2 separate regions of the Homo sapiens genome follow, and region 1 is linked to region 2. A link is an interaction called in ENCODE POLR2A ChIA-PET data of the cell type or tissue named here. Cell type or tissue: IMR-90. All regions are shown on one strand. Each heading gives the region's core, and the rest is flanking DNA. Links, peaks and the distances in the headings are about the cores only. Region 1 has its middle 97 kb from the start of MAMDC2. Region 2 has its middle 40 kb from the start of MAMDC2.

Region 1 (5,395 bases), core at 238-5,237, 57 kb before region 2:
ATTGAAATGCTGAAGTCACACTGAAAATGATAAATATACATGCAGATTTACCTCCTTAATATATTGAAATAGAAGAAATTCAGAAACAGAGATTATAAAGCTTTCTTATATTTATTTAAGTGTCCACAGTCTTCCCAGGGTTCCAAAGCATTTGCACATCCTGCTTAAAACTTATAGTGTCCTTGTAAGGTCCAGTGGTAATTAAGAATTATCACTGTTGTATTTAGAGAAAGAAGGCATAGAAAATTTATGATTTTACCCTGCATATATTCCTGGATATTATTTCATTTTAAAAACTTATGTTGTCCTCCAATAAAAAGTAAGCTCCATGATTCATTTATTCAACAAATGTTTATCAAAACCCTGAAGTGCTCCAAGCACTGTTCTATGTGCTTGGGGTACCTTAGAGACCAAAACACAAAATTGTATATCCTCATGGAAGATGCATTCTGTTAAGGGAAAACAGACAACAATCAATAAACATAATAAATAAATAGATTGTAATGTGTGTTTGAAAGTGGCTAGTTTTATGGAGAAAATAGACCATGAGAATATTGGCTTACTGTGTTTTTATCTGTGCCAACCCTGGTACCCAGAGGAGCACTGGTCCAGAGAAGCACAATGAATATTTGTTGAATAAATGAATGAATGAATAGATGCAGTTCAAACTGTATGTTTGGCTTCTAAAGATTTACAGTTTGTACTTTTGGATTGGTTTTCCTTAAAAAAAAATCACTGTAGCTATAGAAAGAATTTAACATCTGTCCCCCTTCCCATTCGGCTTTGCTCTCTAAGAGGAGGAGAAATGTAGTGGTTAAGCACGAAAATCTCCAGAGCCAGACTGTATGGATTCAAATGCCAGATTTACTACTTATTATTTCTGACAACTTTAATTATGTTTATATCAATTTTAAAATTACATTCATTTCATTCAACTACAATTTAAGGCTCTGTGTTTTGAAGACCTCCTTGCTACAGACACTTTCGATGTTGTGTGTTAACTTCATCTTTATAATTCCCTTGAAATCTTACATGTAATCAACATTTATTATGTGTCAGTTGTTTACAAGAAACTGTACTGGGTCTGTACTGGGTCCTAAAGGTATCATATAATGATGCGCCTGTCATAGGTGATGTTGATGGACCTTTAGGTCTGTCAATTGGAAACTTGATGCATCTAGATTCTATGCAAGATATGAACTCTTTTGTCAGCTAAGAGTGTCTCATTCACATCTAACATCCTCAGAACCTTACACAGTGATTGGTACATATATGGCACATTTTTTTATGAATAAAGAAAAAGTTATGATTTAGTAATACCACTCACATACATACACACACAGCACACATTTGCAACTGATTGGGCATCCTGTTTAGTATATATCTGGGCCTGGGTCTGAGGTTGGCCCACTTAGATCTGGACTCCCTTTCAGAGCAACAAAGTCTACATGGACTTTGTATGTGACTTGTAGCTTGGCAGCAGCCCAGGAAACTGCTTCTCTATCTTAGACATCAGCCAGCCTTGAGGGAAGTTCAGAGAGTAACTCTCTCCTTCCTTCCTTGGATGCACTGTTGCAACCCTCCCTTGTGGGCTGGTTGTTCATTTTTGTGTTTTGGTTACATTCTCTTATTTCTTCATCTTTTTTTTTTTTTTTTGGTTCTGCTTTAAAAGTAAAACAACAGTAGGGTTTGTGAAGACATTGCAGATGGTAATTTATTAGCTGTGATATAATGGTATCAGGAAATAGCTAGCTCTTTGGCTGTTTATTTCCCTCGTGGTGGATGGAAAGAGTAAGTATAGCAATGTTTCAGTTGCTATGGATACCAAGTCTTTGAGATAATAGAATCCTTTTAACATAATCCAGTTCTATTAGATTGGCTTTTCTCTTGAATGTTACATCTACCAAGCATACTTTCTTTTCTCAGTACAAAAATTTATATCCCTTTCTCTCAATATCGGGAAGTGTTATTTTAATTTTTCCTCCAATTTTGCCCTGCAGTTTATCTTTTTCCTATGTCTCCTCTTTCCTACATCAGAAAAGATGACATGGAAAAGTAAACCATATATCTGTCTTTCCCTCTAGCTAAGCGGAAAACTGATTTAGTTTCACACAATTATATGCAAGTACTGCAACATAATTTGTCCAGGTGTGATGTTTAAATCTTTTTAACTCAAACCACAAAAATGGGGTTAATTATAAAAGGCATATAAACATCTCCTCAACATTCCATTGGTTCATTGAGTCAGATGTCTTCAAAATAGAATCTCTTTGGGATGTATAATTTTGAGTACAGCATTAAGTAAATGACTGTTGCAGAGGAAAAAAAAAGTCAAGTGTTCAAAAGAAAACTCAAAAAGTGGCAGCTCATAGTTCATGGATATAAGAAAATTCTACTCCCATGTGTGAAGTAGTCAGACTCCTTGCTAAAAACATACATTTTAAAAAGTCTAAAATGTTAGTTAAATCATAATTCATCTTTTTTTTGAGAAATCATTTTAGTAAATTTATAACAACACTAATTTTTTGAACTCTTGCTTCGGTCTCTCATTCCTAATTCTATCTTGTATTTATCTTTACAGAGGGATTCAGTTCATTATATACATTTGAAATTCTGTGCAATAAATATTTTTTTGCACTGTCATGCTAGAATCTGTCATGCTGAAGAAGAAATGGCCAGTGTATGTGTCATGAGGCTGGATTTTAGTCCCAGCTCTTCCTGTGCTTGTGTGGCCTCAAATGAGTCATTTAACCTCTTGGGTCTTAATTTCATCATCAAAAATTCGAGGTCAGACTACATTATTTTCCAGAGCCCCTTGACATCCCAAAATGTCTACATTGCTTTGAAATCTATCCACATCTCCAACTGATTTCCAGCATCAAGGTTAGAAACTGTTTTAAATAGGCTTACTGAGTTCAAAACCAAATAGAAAAGAGAAAGTCTTAGAAGTACAAGCCTGCCAGCAACCTTATTTCCATCCTGCACTGTACTGACAAGAATTTTAAATTTACAGTGGAAAACAGGAATTAGACCATATTTAGGTAGCTAGTTTCAAAACCTTTATTGTTGGTGATATTTTCTCCAGATGGAAAGTAGGTATGTAAAAGTAATCTTGGCTACAGCTAATATTTATTGTTCCTGTAGTAAATTCCAGACACTTTGCTGAGTGCTTTGTGTGGTTCAGCCCATCAAGCCTCGCAGCAACACTATGAGGCAGGTATTATAATGTTCATTTTATACATGAAAATGAACACAATAAGGAATGAAAATCTAAGTCGTTTGTCCTAAGTGGCTCAACTAGTAATTGGCAGCCCCAGGATTTAAATTCATGCTGTCTGACTCTGTCTAGAGTATATAAATACTATAATGCACAGATTTTTTTTTTTTTGGTGCATGTGTGGCTTATACAGTTGTTCCTTGAACAACACGGGTTTGAATTGTGCAGGTCCACTTATATTTTTTTCCATCAACTGCAGATTGAAAATACAGTATTCAAGGGATGTGCAACCTGTGTATACAGTGGGCTGACTTTTCCTATATGTGGGTTCTGCGGGGTCAACTGTGGGACTTGAGAATGTAGCAATGGTCCTGAAAAGAATCCCTCATGTATATCGAAGGATGATTGTATATTCTTTTTTGTTGTTGTTTTGATTTGCTTTGAGACACAGTCTCACTCTGTTTCCCAGGCCAGAGTGCAGTGTCATGATTGTAGCTCACTGTTACTTTGACCTCCTGGGTTCAAGCAGTTCTCCCACCTGAGCTTTCTGAGTAGCTGGGACTAGATGCTCATGCCACCATGCCCAGCTAATGTCTTCCTTTCAAAATTTTTTGTAGAGACAAAGTCTCCCTATGTTGCCCAGGCTGGTCTCTGACTCCTGGCCTCAAGCAATTCTCCTGTCTTGGCCTCCCAAAGTGTTGGGATTATAGGTGTGAGCCATCATGCCTGACCTATATATTCTTTATATGTTCTGACAAAAACTCATTATCTCCTTTGCATTCCCCAATCCAGTTCTTCTCTGCATGCCTGATCTCAGTGAAAGGCACTACTTGCACTAATGACACAAGACAGACACCTGGAAATTACACTTGATACCTCCCTTCCCCTCACTTCACTTACCATCCATGCAACCCATCACTAAGTCCTATCAACGACATTTATTAAATAGCTCTCAAAATGCATGTATCAAAGTCCCAGAGAAAACCTGGAATACTAAAAGAATTTTACCTAAGGGATTTTAATGAAGGGACTATGTATAGATATGTGGGAAAACCTAAGAATCTGCAAGAAATGGTGGAGCACCAGTGGACTAGCAATAGTGGATGCTGTTAGCATCTTTATGGGTTGAATTGTGTCCTCCCAAAAAAGACATATTGGAGTCCTAAGCCCCAATATCTTGGAATGTGACTTTATTTGGAGATAGATCCTTTTTACAGAGGTAATCACTTTAAAATGAGATCATAGGGTGGATACTAATCCAATATGACTGATGTCCTTATAAAAAAGGAAAATTTGGATACATAGAGATACACATACACAGGGATACTGCCATGCGAACACAAAGGCAGAGATCAGGGTGGTGCGTCTGGTATGCCAAGGAACACAAAAGATTGTCAGGAAGCCACTAGGAGAGTGGCATGGGACACATTCACCCTCACAGCTGTCAGAAGGAACCAACCTGCCAGCTCCCTCCCACAATTTTTTTTTTTTTTTTTTTTTTTAGACAGGGTCTCACTCATGGCCAGACTGGAGTGCAATGGTACAATCATAGCTCACTGCAGCCTTGAGCTCCTGCACTCAAGCCATTCTCCTGCCTCAACCTCCCAAGTAGCTGGAACTGCAGGCATGAGCCCCTGCACCCAGCCCGGATGACATCTTGATCTCAGTCTTCTTAATTCTATAATGCTAGTTTGTGGTACTTTGTTATGGCAGCTCTAGCAAACTAATACAGCATCCTTTGGCCTGAAGGTGCATGGGAAGAGGACAGTATTCCAGGAAGCAGGTGAGAGCCATGATGGTAGAAGAGGGACTGCTTCTCAGGGACTGTGGCCAAAGGGAAATGCATTTTTCAGCATTTATTGGCTAGAAATCACCAACTATTTTCTTACTTTGAAATAATTGTGTTTATACAGGAAAGGTGCAATAAATGCTTGATTCTTTTCCTTTGTTTACTAGTTTTCAGAATAATGGCTTGTTTTCCTAGACATTTCCAAAGATGACTGGTTTTTTTCTGCATCATGAACTCATAGATTTTTAACATACCAACCTATTGCAATCTATTGCAAGCATTATCATTTTCTTGCTCACACTGAACTAGTTTTTGGCCAAAAACAGCCACTTCGGGCTGGCTGTTTTGACATTTTTATATAGCCCCAGTGATCTCTGACAGCTTCCTCG
Region 2 (5,395 bases), core at 342-5,341:
TGAACATACAATTCGGTGACTTTTTCACTAAATACACAGCTGTGCATTTAGAACAACTTTGCCCTTTTTGTTCTGACAACCTCCAAACCTTCATTACTAATCAAGATAAAGACAGCTTTCGTCACCCCCCAAATTCTTCAGTGTCCTATTCTCCGCCCACCATTCCTGGTGTGAGGCAACCATTGAACTACTTTCTGTCATGATAGATTAGCAGGGCCTTTTCTAGAATTTTGTAAAAATGGAAGCAGGTTGTGCTGTTTAGTTGAAGGAAACATTCACTAGATATAAAATTCTTGATTACAGTTTTTTCTTTCAGGACTTTAAAGATGTTCCATTGTCATCTCACTTGCACAATTTCTGATGATTTCTGTGATAATTCTCATATTTGTTTCTCTGTATGTAATGTGTCTTTTTTCTCTGGCTTCTTTTACGATCTCCCTCAATGGTTTTCAGCAGCATATGTGAGTGTGTGTGTGCATATGAGTGTGTGTGTGTATTTATACAGCTTGGGATTCATTGAGCTTCTTGGATCTGTGGATTTATGATTTTCATCAAGTTTCAAAATTTTTTGCCATTACATCTTCAAATTTTTTTAGTACCTCAGTGTCTTCATCTATGAGGTAGAGATAGTGACTGTCTGCTTGATAAAGTATTGTTTAAGATAATGCATATAATTGTCTTAGCACAGTATTTGCTGTGTAGAATATGCTCCCCAAAAATGTCTGCTTCAGTAGGATGTCATATAATTAATTGTCCCAAACTGATCATGTTTGAGACTGAATAGGGGCACTATTAATATTCATGCTGCCACAGGGATAGACCAAGACTATTGCAGGCAAACTGGCATATATGGTCATATATGACAATAACAGCTGACTGGTGTAGCTTTCATCTGTAACTTGGGACACAGCTCTGGTGTAGTGGAAGATTCCTGCTCCCCATGCCCCAATGAGGAATGAATATGCCCTTAAATTGGAATGAAGGTACCAGGATTGTAGCTTGGACCATGACACCAAACAGTGGTACTGAACAACCTCACTCAGTCTCAGTTTTTAAAAAAATTTTAATTACCAGACCTTGGTTTTTAGAGCAGTTCGAAGTTTACACAAAATTGAGCAGATAGTACAGATGGTTCCCACATATCTCTCTCATTCCTCATTCAGCTTCCTCTATTATTAACATCTTGCAATGATATGGTACACTTTTATAATTTGTAGACCAATATGGATCCAGTATTATTAACTAATGTCTATGGCTTACATTAGGGTTCACTCTTGTGTTGTACATTGTTTGAGTTTTGACATGTGTCCACCATTATAGCGTCAGACAGAATAGTTTCACTGCCCTAACAATCCCTTGAGCTCCACCTATTTACCTCCCTTCTCCAGCCCCTGGCGACTGCTGATCTCTTTGCTGTTTCTATGGTTTTGCCTTTTCCAAAATGTCATAGAGTTAAATCATACAGTATACAGCTTTTTCTGACTGCTCCTTTAACAGAGAAATATACATGTAAGTTTCCTCCATAATTTTTTATGGCTAAAAGTGGATTTCTTTTTATTGCTGAATAATATTCCATTGTAAGACTGTAATAGTTGTTTTTTTAATCCATTCACCTTTGGAAAGACATCTTGGTTATTTCCAATTTGGGGCAGTTATGAATAAAGCTGCTATAAACATTTGTGTGCAGGTTTTCATGTAGACATCAATTCTCATTTCATTTGGGAAAACATCAAGGAGCATGGTTGCTGGATCATACAGTGAGAGTATGTTTAGATTTTTAAGAAACTGCCAGACTGTCTTCCAAACTGACTGTCCCATTTTGTATTCCCACCAATAGTGAATAAAAATTTCTGGGGCTCCAGGAACTCCAAATTCTTGTCAGCATTTGGTATTGTCAGTTTTCTGGATTTTTGCCACTCTACTAGGTATATAGTGGTATTACTTTATTGTTTGAATTTGCAATTCCTTAATGACTTATGATGTTGAGCATATTTTCACATGATTACTTACCGTCTGTACATCTTCTTTGATGAGGTGTCTGTTCAGCTACTTCCCTATTATTTAATTGGGTTGTTTGCTTTCTTGTTGATTTTTATGAGTTCTTTTTACATTTTCAGTACAAGTCCTTTATCAAATATGTGTTTGCAAATACATCAGATATGAGTTTTGCAAAAAAAAAAAACAGACTGAAAAAAAAAACAGATATGTGTTTTTGCAAGAGCAGCCTGTGGCTTTTTATTCTCTTGGCCTTGAAATATTTTTATATCCCACCATCTTTCTGAGAATCCAATTACATCCATATTAGACTACTTGATATTTTCCAAAGATTATTGAAGCTCTGTTCATTTTTTCAGTCTTTTTTCTCTCTGTGCTTCAGTTTAAATAGTTTTGATTGGTTCATCTTCGAGTTCACAGATCTTTCCTTCTGCACTATCCAATTTGCTGTTAAGTTCATCTGGTGAATTTTTTTCCCCAAACATTGAATATTTTTATTTCTAGAGTTTCTTTATTTCTGTTGTTTTTTTTATATTTTTAATTTCTCTTCTCAGTTTTATGTTCCTTTATATATTTGAACATATTTACAATAGCTACTTTAATATCTTTGTCTGCTAATTCCATTATTTCTGCCATTTCTGGATCTGTTTCTATTGACTGATTTCTTCCTAAGTTATGGATCACATTTTGCTGGTGCTTTTCATGGCTAGTAATAATTTTTTATTGAATCCTGGACATTTTGAGTTTTGGGATATTGAATAATAGATTTTGTTTCCTTTCTATAAAGGGTGTTAGACTGTGCTTTGGTAGATAGCAATACTTGCTAATCATCTTTATCCTTCCAAAGCCTATTTAAAAGCTCTATTAGGGCAGGTGTGGAGTAAACTTTAGTCCAGAGCTAGTTCATTTTATTATTAAGATGTCGTTCTACCAGATGCCCTAGTATTGGCAAAGGACTTGAAAGGAACTCTGAGCAAATTTCTGGAATGTTTTTTTTGCCTCCTAGATGACAGCTGCCTTTGCCTACTTGAACTTCAATGTCTGTTTCTTCCACTCAGAGATTCTATTGTGCTCTGCTTGGGATCTCCTCCCCATGGTACTTTCAAGAAAGTGACACTCCAGACAGAAAGCAACTCCAGACAGAAAGCCAGGGCAATCATGCAACTCACCTCATTTATTTCCTTTTCCTGCAAGAGCATAGTCCTGTGCTGCCTGATGTTCAATGTCTAAAAACAGTTATTTAGTATATTCTGCTAAGTTTATGGGTTATGGTGGGGGTGTCATTCCAATTATTTTGCTGTGGTTGGAAGCAGAATTTCCAACGTTAAATATTTTAAATTATGCAATCTTTCCCCAGCTGTGGTTGAGAACTTATTCTAGCTCTGAGCCAGGCCCTTTGACAAGTGGTGAGAGACGTAGGCAAGAGGGGTCTCTTCTCTGGTCCCATACTTTAAAGGACCACCCCAACACACACATGAATTTATTAAGAGCACACAGACAGTGGTATCTCTGTTAGTTGAGATCTGATACTCAGCTCTGACTCAGCAGGACCCATAACCCAAAACACATACTTTGATTTAACTGATCAAGCCCCAGGGAATGCATCTTTACATCTCTTGCCTTATGTTTCTGAATCAAAATTGTTACAAAATGTGACTTCATTTGAATGCCATGGTTTCTGGATTGTGCTACTGGTGATTTCAGAGACAGACACTGCTTTAGGGTGCTGGGAGCATTTGAATGGTGGAAGCACATAGTGAAAGAAAAGACAAATTAACTTAACTTGTCAAATTCTTCCACTCAGACAACCTGAATATAGTAAATTCTTATTGATTATTTATTATTTGCCAATAGTACCCAATGTTTATTTTCTTGCTTCTACTTATGCTACAATTTGTGGTACCAGAGGTACTCACAAACTATCATAGTAGTTGCAGCAGTTGCATGTGGCACCTAAGGAATGCTTGGAAAGATTTTAAAAATTAATATTTCTCACAAATGTGCATATATGTAGAAATAGACATAGCATGTATAAAGTATGATGCTGATGGTTTACCTCACTATTCAGATAGAAATTGAATCCTAGAATTTTTTTTTTTTTGAGATGGAGTTTCACTCTTGTTGCCCAGGCTGGAGTGCAATGGCACAATCTCAGCTCACTGCAACCTCTGCCTCCTGGGTTCAAGCGATTCTTCTGCCTCAGCCTCCCCACTAGCTGGGATTACAGGTGCCTGTCACCATGCCAAGCTAATTTCTGTATTTTTAGTAGAGACAGGGTTTTACCATGTTGGCCAGGCTGGTCTGGAACTCCTGACCTCAGATGACCCACTCGCCTTGGCCTCCCAGATGAATCCTAGAATTTTGCATACATTACATTTTATTAAAATATTTATTGACAAATAAATTTGGCAAAAAGCAAATTTTATCATTTCTGCATTATTTAAACACTTAACAACACTTTGATATGAAGTATAATTTGTGTCTTGCTTTTTAATTTTAATAGAAAATTTTGAATATTTCAGTAGAAATGCAATTTCAAAGGCATAAAAATAATTTTAATTTTTAACATTTAATTTAAATGTTTGATAAGATATATTCAAGATTTGTGTACTTACGATAAATTATATTTTAATATTTTATATGATTGGGAATGAGTACAGGTTGAAATCATGATAAATGTAGAAAATACAAAAATGTAATTCAGTTAAGTAGCTGAAAAGGAAAAGCAAATGTCATTATAAGAGTGTGTATTTATCAAGGTGGGGGATAAAATGTATGTTATTTAACAGTTAGTTGATTTGAGTTGTAACTTTTAAATGTTTACATCAACAATGTGAGAGGCATCATTTGGCCTTTTGCCCTGGAACCCATGAATATTATGGGTAAGCCTGAAAGACAGGGATGGAAATGAAATCTCATTAGTTGAGAGAGGGTCCCATTGTGTGCATGCCGGGCTCAGACGTGGGTGGGTGAAGTGGGGAGTACAGGAAGACTGATTGGAGAAGGTCCATCTCCAGAATTGCTGGTTACGGCCCTGGTGTAATTTCCATCACCAGCAGTGGTTCTGTGGTAGGGGCTGAGAGGAAGTAGGCTTAGCTTGAGGGCAGGATTGAAGCCAGCAAAGGACTTAACTACAAACAGGATCATTGAGGCAAACATTTGTTTGTACAAAAAAGTCAGAGGCAGTGGTGGTGGTGTTTGGGGTAGTGGGGAGAGCAGACAGGAAATGCCTGCTCTACCTCCTCTCTGGAGGTTCCAGTGGCACAACGGCACCCGTAGATACAGGTTCCCAGAGGCCAATTGTACTGGACTCCAGGGAAGCTTCTGACATCGGTCAGGGTTGTCCCAGGCTCCGAGTTGGTGAAACACATCACTGATTCCTGCTCAATGGGATAGGAGG

Evidence for each region. ChIA-PET counts read pairs that join two places held together with the same protein. Peaks named below come from ENCODE experiments on the same cell type or tissue, not always from the same donor. Only the 100,000 strongest peaks of a DNase experiment are listed, where the experiment ranks them.
Region 1: POLR2A ChIA-PET joins it to region 2 with 9 read pairs; 1 of 35 experiments calls an interaction of 5 or more read pairs at or near these places.

What each region holds. Positions count from the first base shown.
Region 1 is chr9:69,944,250-69,949,644 of GRCh38, forward strand. No RefSeq gene overlaps it. Among named protein-coding and RNA genes, the nearest start is that of MAMDC2, 97 kb to the right of the region's middle. In IMR-90, for the core only: no CTCF peak of the experiment used is centred there; DNase peaks (open chromatin) are centred at 1,742 and 2,702; H3K27ac peaks cover 690 bases.
Region 2 is chr9:70,000,948-70,006,342 of GRCh38, forward strand. No RefSeq gene overlaps it. Among named protein-coding and RNA genes, the nearest start is that of MAMDC2, 40 kb to the right of the region's middle. In IMR-90, for the core only: no CTCF peak of the experiment used is centred there; DNase peaks (open chromatin) are centred at 3,034 and 3,564; H3K27ac peaks cover 182 bases.